Linked DNA regions of Homo sapiens: region 2 is linked to region 1. A link is an interaction called in ENCODE POLR2A ChIA-PET data of the cell type or tissue named here. Cell type or tissue: PC-3. All regions are shown on one strand. Links, peaks and the distances in the headings refer to the core of each region. The heading gives the core; the rest is flanking DNA.

What was found. ChIA-PET counts read pairs that join two places held together with the same protein. Peaks named below come from ENCODE experiments on the same cell type or tissue, not always from the same donor. Only the 100,000 strongest peaks of a DNase experiment are listed, where the experiment ranks them.
Region 2: POLR2A ChIA-PET joins it to region 1 with 12 read pairs; 3 of 35 experiments call an interaction of 5 or more read pairs at or near these places.

What each region holds. Positions count from the first base shown.
Region 1 is chr4:182,863,592-182,868,234 of GRCh38, forward strand. No RefSeq gene overlaps it. Among named protein-coding and RNA genes, the nearest start is that of DCTD, 51 kb to the right of the region's middle. In PC-3, for the core only: no CTCF peak of the experiment used is centred there; a DNase peak (open chromatin) is centred at 2,100; H3K4me3 peaks cover 377 bases.
Region 2 is chr4:183,404,838-183,409,480 of GRCh38, forward strand. No RefSeq gene overlaps it. Among named protein-coding and RNA genes, the nearest start is that of CDKN2AIP, 37 kb to the right of the region's middle. RefSeq lists enhancers at 2,557-2,736, 2,973-3,811. In PC-3, for the core only: CTCF peaks have their summits at 2,432 (motif pointing left) and 2,639; no DNase peak of the experiment used is centred there; H3K4me3 peaks cover 1,095 bases.

The DNA.
Region 1 (4,643 bases), core at 245-4,244:
TCCAGGCTGCAGAGCCCTTCCCTGCTCTCCTCTGGCAGTCACCACCCACCTCCTTCTTTGCTCATTCATGCCTCCTCCAGGCCTCAGAGAGGACACCCTCTCCGTGAAGTCCTCCCTCTGCCTCGACCACACCCCAGCGCCAGCCTGAGCTGAGTTCCTCCTGGCAGCCGTGCCCCCACTTCCCCTCCAGAGCACTGCCCCTTCTCCTGGGCTCCACAGAGAGGGCAGGGACTGTGGCTGTGTTTCCCTCACCAGCCGGTACATGGTGTGACACACAGCAGGTCCTGGTGATGGAAGAAGTACACAATGCTTGGGTCACGACTGACCTAATGAAGAGGTTCACCCAAAGGGAATGAGCCCCTTCCCTAATTTCATGGGTCTTCAATGAAACCCAAGCCCACAAAGGCTTTTTAGTGGACACAGGCTGCTTTAAAGGAATCAATAAATCAATTTCCAGGTTCTCAACTTCCTAAAATTGATCTGCCAAGAATGTGCCAGCATTCTGCAGGGTCGTTTCCCCTCCCCACCCCCTTCCACAACAGTCTTCTCTATGAACAGAAGAAAGTCCTTCCTCTCACCCATCCTGAATTGCCTTGGGGTGCAAACACCTCTAGGACACTAAAAAAGAGACAATTCCTGAATACACTATTCTTGAGGACTCTTTAAGGTCAAGGCAGGGAGAGCTTCAGAAAGACCCTTGAGGCCCGGCACGGTGGCTTACGCCTGTAATCCCAACATTTTGGGAGGCTGAGGCAGGTGGATCACTTGAGATCAGGAGTTCAAGACTAGCCTGGCCAACAGGTGAGACACCGTCTCTACTAAAACTACAAAATTTAGCCAGGTGTAGTGGTGGGTGCCTGTAGTCCCAGCTACTTGGGAGGCTGAGGCGGGAAAATCGCTTGAACCCAGGAGGCAGAGGCTGCAGTGAGCCGAGATCACGCCACTGCACTCCAGCCTGGGCAACAGAGCGAGACCCTGACTCAAAAAAATAAAATAAAATAAAGGAGAGAAACAAAATACCATATGCAAGAAAGGAAATCTTTTAACATGATTTAAACTTATAACAAAAAATTGGACCTGTTTACCTAAAAATGTATGAAGTGATACATAGTTTTTCAAAAATTATTGTAGGGTCTATACAGGAAAATAGATTGGGGCCACTGCATGAATTCATAGGCAAGGGGTGCCAGACTGGGGAGGAGCACAGCCTCCTGCCATCTCCCGAGGAGGAGTAGTGCAGAGCTGAAAAGCCCGGGAGGATAGATGAGGGAGAGACCTCAGATTCGAAGGGCCCCTCCTTACAGATTGTGGGACACGCACATTTGCTTCCCCACCAGACCTCCGTTTTCTGCCTGTTCAATATTTTAAAGGTGTTTCTTTGGATTTGTCGTTGAGTCTACAGAACAGAGAGAAGTGAAAACCTTTTTAAAAAGGAAAGGAGAGAACCTTTTAAAAAGGAAAGGAGAGGTCTAGAAAGACTGAGAAAAGCATTTGGGGACTGCAGTGAGAATGAACAACAGAAATCAAAGTAAGAGGGAAATTAAAAGAACGAAGAAATGTAAAACGACAAGAACAACAGCAAGTTAGTGATTTCTCTAAAATGCATCTTGTGAGAAGAAAGCTAGGCTTTCTTTTTACAGGAACTCAGGAAGCTGTGAATTCAGGGGGATCCTAGACTTGAGTAGAAAAACAATTACCTCTTATTTTCACTAACCTCTAGCTGAAACTTAGCATTTCCTTTAATTATAAATGTGGCCACTGAACCACAGTAGTATTAGCAGTTCCTGTGGTTTGTTCCCAGTAGAAATCACAGATATTTTCATATCCCATTACCAGTCGCTGCAAATATCTTGAAATATTATTTACCCTTATCACTACTTCAAAGTTATGGTGGTTATTAAACCTGCATGAGATCTTGTTATGTAACACATTAATAAAAAGCACATATATACTCTATCACAAATGGGTTTTTTAAAATATTGATAATTGTATATCAATATAATTGGTTTTCATTGTAATCCTCTGTGTTTTTTTAAGAGACAGCATTTCCCTCGGTCGCCCAGGCTGGATTGCAGTGATGTCATCATAGCTCACTGTAACCTGAAACTCCTGGGCTCCCTCCTCAGCCTCCCAAGTAGCTCGGACTACGGGAATACATTACCATGTCCAGCTCATTTTCTTTTTTTTTTCGAGACGGAGTATCGCTCTGTCCCCCAGGCTGGAGTGCAGTGACACGATCTCGGCTCACTACAAGCTCCGCCTCCCGAGTTCACGCCATTCTCCTGCCTCAGCCTCCGAGTAGGCTAGGACCACAGGTGCCCGCCACCACGCCTGGCTAATTTTTTTTTGTATTTTTAGTAGAGATGGGGGTTTCACCGTGTTAGCCAGGATAGTCTCGATCTCCTGACCTCCTGATCTGCCCATCTTGGCCTCCCAAAGTGCTGGGATTACAGGCGTGAGCAACTGTGCCTGGCCAAATTTTCTTAATTTTTTTTTGTGGAGACAAGAGTCTTGCTGTGTTGCAGGCTGGTCTTGAACTTCTGGACTCAACTGATTGTCCCACCTCGGCCTCCCAAGCGCTGGTATTACAGGTGTGAGCCACTGTGCCTGGCTGATATTTAATACAATACTATGCACTTAAAAACATTGTTGTAAAACAGTGTCCATAGACTGCAAAAGGGGTCCATGGTGAAAAAAATTTTTTAAGAATCCCTGCTTTAAACCCATACTCCAGAAACTTTCTATCTGTTCATGGTGATAGCAGGCTGCGGCGTCTACAGGGAGTGAAAACTCACCGCCCACACTAGAGAAGTGGCATGAGTTAGGCTGAGGGCAGCAAACGCTCTCCCAGAGACCTGCTGGCTACACTCTGGGTCTCAGTGAAGAGGGCAGCATTTCCCGTGTTTAGCAAATGCACCAGCCTCAAACACAGGCATGCCGCTCGCTCTCCAGCTTCTTCTAACCCACGATTCAAGCCCCTGGAGAAAAGCAGTCCCAGAGCCCCAGGTTTCTCCCCAAATCTCAAGTACCACAAGGTGTTGCACCTCAGCAAGGACCTTGGGTGGCACATGTGAGTTTGAATCCCGCTGCGTAGCCTCCCTTCAGCTTTTGCGCAATTTGGCATCTGGAGTAACCAGAGAGAACTGACCCCAACTCTATCCTCAACTTGCACCAGCAAATGGGCCCTAAACAAAAGTCTCTGGAAGTCGACAGCCTGGACCTATCACCATGATTCAGTGAGACCAGCAGCATGAATTATCTACTAAAACACAGTAATGCTAATTTTATCCCTGTCATTTCCCTGCTTGAGGAAACAAGGAAAACTCAGTTCTTTGGGAGGGGTCAAGGGAACAAGAAGAAGCCATTTTTCTCAGGAAGCCCTGGGGAGCAGTGCAGAGACAATGAACTTGGAAGTCAGACCCCGGCGCTCGCTCAGTATGGGGGCCCAGGGAGAGTTCATAAACTTTCCCAGCCCCAGTCCCCTCATCTATAAAATCATGTCTGACCTGCCAGAGTGCTTGAAGATAAAAAAGCCCACCCGCATGGTGCTCTTCCCTTCCTTCATAATAAAACAGAGGGATTCCTCACCAAGGAAGGCGGTGAGAAGTATCTTTTTCAAGAGAAAAAAACGGCAAAACTAATAAAATTGTGTGCTTGTCAGGAGCAAAGCTAGCCTTTCTTCCTCTCTCTCTGACTTTGGTTGAACTTGAAATGCTGTAGCAATGCTGCCTGCCTCTCTCTTCTGCCAGAAATCTTCCAGGTTTTTTGGTCTAGAATCAGCCAGACCTTGCTGAGCATCTGAATATTTGCTAACACCACAAAGCAGAAAATCTGCTCAATAAGCCTGTCTTAAGCAGGGGCTCTGGCCTGGGGTTCAGAAACCAGGGTCCCTGAGCTTTGGGGAGGGAGAAAGAGGCTCAGAGCTCCCAGGCACTGATACAGTCAGGGGATTCAGAGGTCCCAGATCTGTCAACTGGGGCAAGCAAAGTTCCCCCAAATTTAAGGCACCAACATTTTGCCAGCTTTTTATCTACATTAGCAAGCAACAATAAGTTTTTAATCAGTCATTATAAGTTATTTTATTTCCTTTTTTTTTTTTAAGCTACAGAGTCTTGCTCTGTTGCCCAGGCTGGAGTGCAGTGGCATAACTGGAAGCTCAAGTGATCCTCCTGCCTCAGCTTCCAAGTAGCTGGGACTACAGGTGCTTCCCAAGTAGCTGGGACTACAGGTGCTTCCCAAGCAGCTGGGACTGCAGGTGCTTCCCAAATAGCTGGGACTACAGGTGCTTCCCAAGCAGCTGGGACTGCAGGTGCTTCCCAAGTAGCTGGGACTACAGGTGTGCACCACACGCCAGGCTAATTTTTAAATGTTTTTGTAGAGATGGGGTCTCACTATGTTTCCCAGGCTGGTCTTGAACCCCTGGGCTCAAGTGATCCTCTCTCCTCAGCCTCCCAAAGTGCTGGGATTACAGGCATGAGCCACCACGCCTGGCCTTAATTCAGTTTTCTTATTGTCCTATCAAATTATGAATTTGTGGTAAAATACGTAAAAGGCCCTTTGGTGTTTTTTTGATTTTTATTTTTCCATTCAAATAAAAATAATTTTCACAAATCCGAATCACACCACCCCTCAGAGAGCACGCT
Region 2 (4,643 bases), core at 284-4,283, 540 kb after region 1:
GCATCTAGATATGGGAGAATGGACATGAGTTCCAAGAGCAGAAGGGACAGAAACTAACTTGGGGTGGCTTAGAGTGAGTAGGAGGGAGGAGGTAGAGCCGGTGGGTGCTCGCAGGCAAGCCCATCCTAAAGCTTGTGGAGAAGGGAAGGGAAAAGGTATGAAGCAGACAAGGGGGAGGTGGAGGGCTAGGGAAGATCTCTAGTTTCTAGGATAGTTTGGTTTTTAAGAATGAAGTTGCTGGCCAGGTGCGGTGGCTCACGCCTGTAATCCCAGCACTTTGGGAGGCTGAGGCGGGCGGATCACAAGGTCAGGAGTTTGAGACCAGCCTGGCCAACATAGTGAAACCCCGTCTCTACTAAAAATAGAAAAAATTAGCTGGGCGTGGTGGCGGGCGCCTGTAATCCCAGCTACTTGGGAGACTGAGGCAGGAGAATCGCTTGAACCGGGGAGGCGGAGGTTGCAGTGAGCCGAGATTGTGCCATTGCACTCCAGCCTGGGCAAAGGGCGAGACTTTGTCTCAAAAAAAAAAAAAAAAAAAAAGAATGAAGTTGCTAAGCAAGTTTATTCAAGAGAACAGCTGAGAGGAGGGGCTGACCCTAAGGCCTGGTCCCTGGACCGTCTCCTGGTCCAGAATGCAGGAGCTGTCCCTGAGCAACCGTGGACATGCTGGGGGCTGAAGGGACCCACGGGGTGCAGGGAGCCAAGCAAGGAAGGAAGTGCCTAATCAAAGGACTGTGTTAGCGCCTTCCGTGCCCGCGTGCAGGAGGGGCTGTGGGGCAGCAAGCCTTCGCCAGGCCACGGGCCTGGAAGCAACATGTGCCTGCAGCTGAGCTCTAACTCTTAACTCAGATGGTCTTCTACAGACCAATAAAAATAGCATTTTCCAAAAACAGGTTGATTACCCCTTATCTAGAATGCCTTGGGCGAGAAGTGTTTTGAATTTTGGATGTTTTTTGGATTTTTAAATATTTGCATATACATAATGAGATATCTTGGGGATGGGATCAAAGTCTAATTCATTTATGTTTCATATACACCTTATACACATCATCTGAGGGTAATTTTATAAAATATTTTAAAATAATTTTATGTAGGCCAGGCACGATGGCTCATACCTGTAATCCCAGAACTTTGGGAGGAAGAGGTGGGAGGATCACTTGTATCCAGGAGGTGGAGGTTGCAGTGAGCCAAGATCGCACTACTGCACTTCATCCTGGGCAACAGAGCGAGACTCTGTCTCAAAAAATAAAATAAAGGCCGGGCGCGGTGGCTCACGCCTGTAATCCCAGCACTCTGGGAGGCCGAGGTGGGCAGATCACGAGGTCAGGAGATTGAGACCATCCTGGCTAACACGGTGAAACCCCGTCTCTACTAAAAAATATAAAAAATTAGCCAGGTGTGGTGGCGGGCGCCTGTAGTTCCAGCTACTCGGGAGGCTGAGGCAGGAGAATGGCGTGAACCCAGGAGGGGCAGCTTGCAGTGAGCCGAGATCGCACCACTGCAGTCCAGCCTGGGCGACAGAGTGAGACTCCATCTCAAAAAAATAAATAAATAAATAAATAAAATAAAAATAAAGGGTAGCTTTTGGCTACCCAGGGCACACTGCCTATGGGGTAGCCCTGCTCCTCAAGGGGCAGTTAAAAAAATAAAAAGGAGGCCGGGCGCGGTGGCTCACGCCTGTAATCCCAGCACTTTGTGAGGCCGAGGCGGGTGGATCACGAGGTCAGGAGATCGAGACCATCCTGGCTAACGCGGTGAAACCCCGTCTCTACTAAAAAAACACAAAAAAATTAGCCGGGCGTGGTTGCGGGCGCCTGTAGTCCCAGCTACTCGGGAGGCTGAGGCAGGAGAATGGCGTGAACCCGGGAGGCGGAGCTTGCAGTGAGACGAGATCGCACCACTGCAGTCCAGCCTGGGCGACAGAGCGAGACTCGCAAGGACAGAAAACCAAACACCGCATGTTCTCACTTATAGGTGGGAATTGAACAATGAGAACACTTGGACACAGGAAGGGGGACATCACACACCGGGGACTGGCGAGGGGTGGGGGGAGGGGGGAGGGGGAGGGACAGCATTAGGAGATATACCTAATGTAAATGAGGAGTTAATGGGTGCAGCACACCAACATGCCACATGTATACATATGTAACAAACCTGCACGTTGTGCACATGTACCGTAGAACTTAAAGTATAATAATAATAAATAAAAAAGAAAAAAAAAAAGATGTGCTCTATTCTTTCTTTATGTAAAAGAGAGCAAACCTGGCCTATCCACGCTGCAAGTGGTTGTGGAGGGGCTGGCCCGCGCCCCTTCCGCGCAGTCTCCTTCCGCGTCACCTCTGTGACCGCTGTGCCCAGTCGGGCCCCACAGAAGCGGCAAGCGACGTCCTCAACCGCAATCTCGGCTCCTCGGGCGCCACCCAGTGGCCTCGGGGCGGAATCGCGGGCGAGCTCGGAGGGGCTCGGGGTGGCGGGGCGCAGCGCGGCGCCTGTAAAACAACCCTTTGTCTTCAGAAGGCGCTTGTCCTGCCAAAGCAAAGCACCGTGCTTTACAGCTACTGGAAGAGCAGTCCTGAGAAACAAAGCCCCGATTTTTTATAGCCACCGGGGAAACCAGAGCCCACTTCCTTCCTCCAGGACCAGGGCTTTATTGATGCGGATCATCTTGTTTCAGGGCTGACCTGCTGCCATCCCTCCAAGAGAGACAGGAGAAAGATTGAAGCTCTCTCAGGGAATTCATCAAAGGTTTTTCTGTTCAGGTTACCAAACTGTTACAAAGAACTCTCTTATGGATCTCTTTCTCTTTCTTTTCTTTTCTTTTTCTCTTTCCTTTCTTTCTTTTCGTTCTTCCTTTCTTTTCCTCTTGCTTTCTCTTTTTCTTTCTTCTTGCTTTCTCTTTTTCTTTCTTCCTTCTCTTTCTTGCTTTCTCTCTTTTTTCTTTCTTCCTTCTTTCTTTCTTCTTTCTCCTCTTCCTTCTTTCCTTTCCTTCCTTCCTTTCTTTCTTTTCTTTCATTCTTTCCTTCCTTCCTTTCCTCTTTCTTTCTCTTTCTTCTTTCTTCCTCTCCTTTTTTTCTTTCTTTTCTTCTTTCTCTTCTTCCTTCTTTCCCTTCCTTCCTCTCTCTCTTTCTCTTTCTTTCCTTCCTGCCTTTTTCCTTCCTTCCCTTTCCTTCCTTTCTTTTTCTTTCTTTCTTTCATTTTTTTCTCTCCCTTTCTTTTCTTTTCTTTTTTTTTTTGAGTTTTTAAATAACACTGAGCGTGATCTGCCCTTCCCTGCACAGCTGAGAGGAAGAGACTTGGGGGTACGTGATGAGTGACACCTTTAGTGCCCTTCTGTGCCCTCCTGTCAGGGAGGGAAACAGCTTCTGCCTCTGGGGGGGAGATGCCAGGAAGCTCAGCACGGGACCAAAGGGGGCCCAGGTGAGGAGGGTGTTTGGGGCGGGGAGCCAGTAGGCACCATGGGCCCTGGTCTTCTTCAGGCCTCGGTGCCCACCGTCCCCCACTCCCCCAGACAGCCATGCATCCAGGTGCTGTGACCAAGTGAGGCGATACAGTGGGTGCTAGACCATGAATTCAATTTCTCCTAAAGGAATTCAGGAGAAACCATGTCAGAATAAAGGTTTCACCAAATTCAAGAATGAAAACTCCGAACCAATTATTAGCCAAAGACGATGATGCAGGGAAGGTGGCCTTCCCAAGCAGGGGGGTTGCGTTGAAAGTTCTGCTGTGAGCGATCAAGTTACTTAACCCTCTGAGGCTCAACCTCCTCTGCTAAATGGGGATGTCAATGACACCCACTTCATAAGACTGTTGTGAGTTTTTATTGAGGTGATATACATTTAACGGTGATCAATTTTACTCATAGACTTGAGTATTAAAAAAAGTGCCACATTCAGAATGTTCCCAAATCATATTAAATCAGCTTGCCTGTATGGTGAGAAATTCAATCCGTTGAATTTGAGGTGTCCTTCTTGTCTCTAGGATCACATGAGAGTCGTTGGTAACCCTGTCGTGTCCAGAAAGCCAGTGCTGGGCCTTTAGCTCTAGTCCATCAGGGTAATGCCAAACCCCGGCCCAGCCCAGTCCCTAAGACTGACAGCCATGGAGGGCAGGGCCAGGCCTCCCAGGGCCCCCTCCCAACCAAGCCCTCTGGGTTACTTCCTCCTTCCTGAGGGGGCTGAGTGTGGGCTGGTGGGGCAGGGCTTGTCTTTATTACTAGCAGAATACACACACACACACGCACACACACGGACACACACGCACGCACACATCTATTCCGCTGCCAGCCTTAGGAGCTGTCTCCAAGACTCTGGCACTCTGCACCCTCCACCTCTTGCCCTCCAAGGGCTCTGTCTTGTGCCCTGAAGGAGAGATTTCACACAATCCCCAACATGAGGCTGGAGAGCCCAGTACTTGGGATGGCAAAGGAGAAACAAAGACAACAGCAAGAACGACAACGTGGAAAACACAGATTAATTCCTCAGTGAATCACCCTGTAAAACCATAGCACATGTACAAGGCAAATCCTCAGTAACTGGGAATTGTCATCGATGTAAGAGGCTGGATTGGGGACACATAAACTATTGTCATTAGTGCTGTATTATTGCTGTGCTGCGGCCTACTCAGCTGTTCCTTTTGTTGTATGG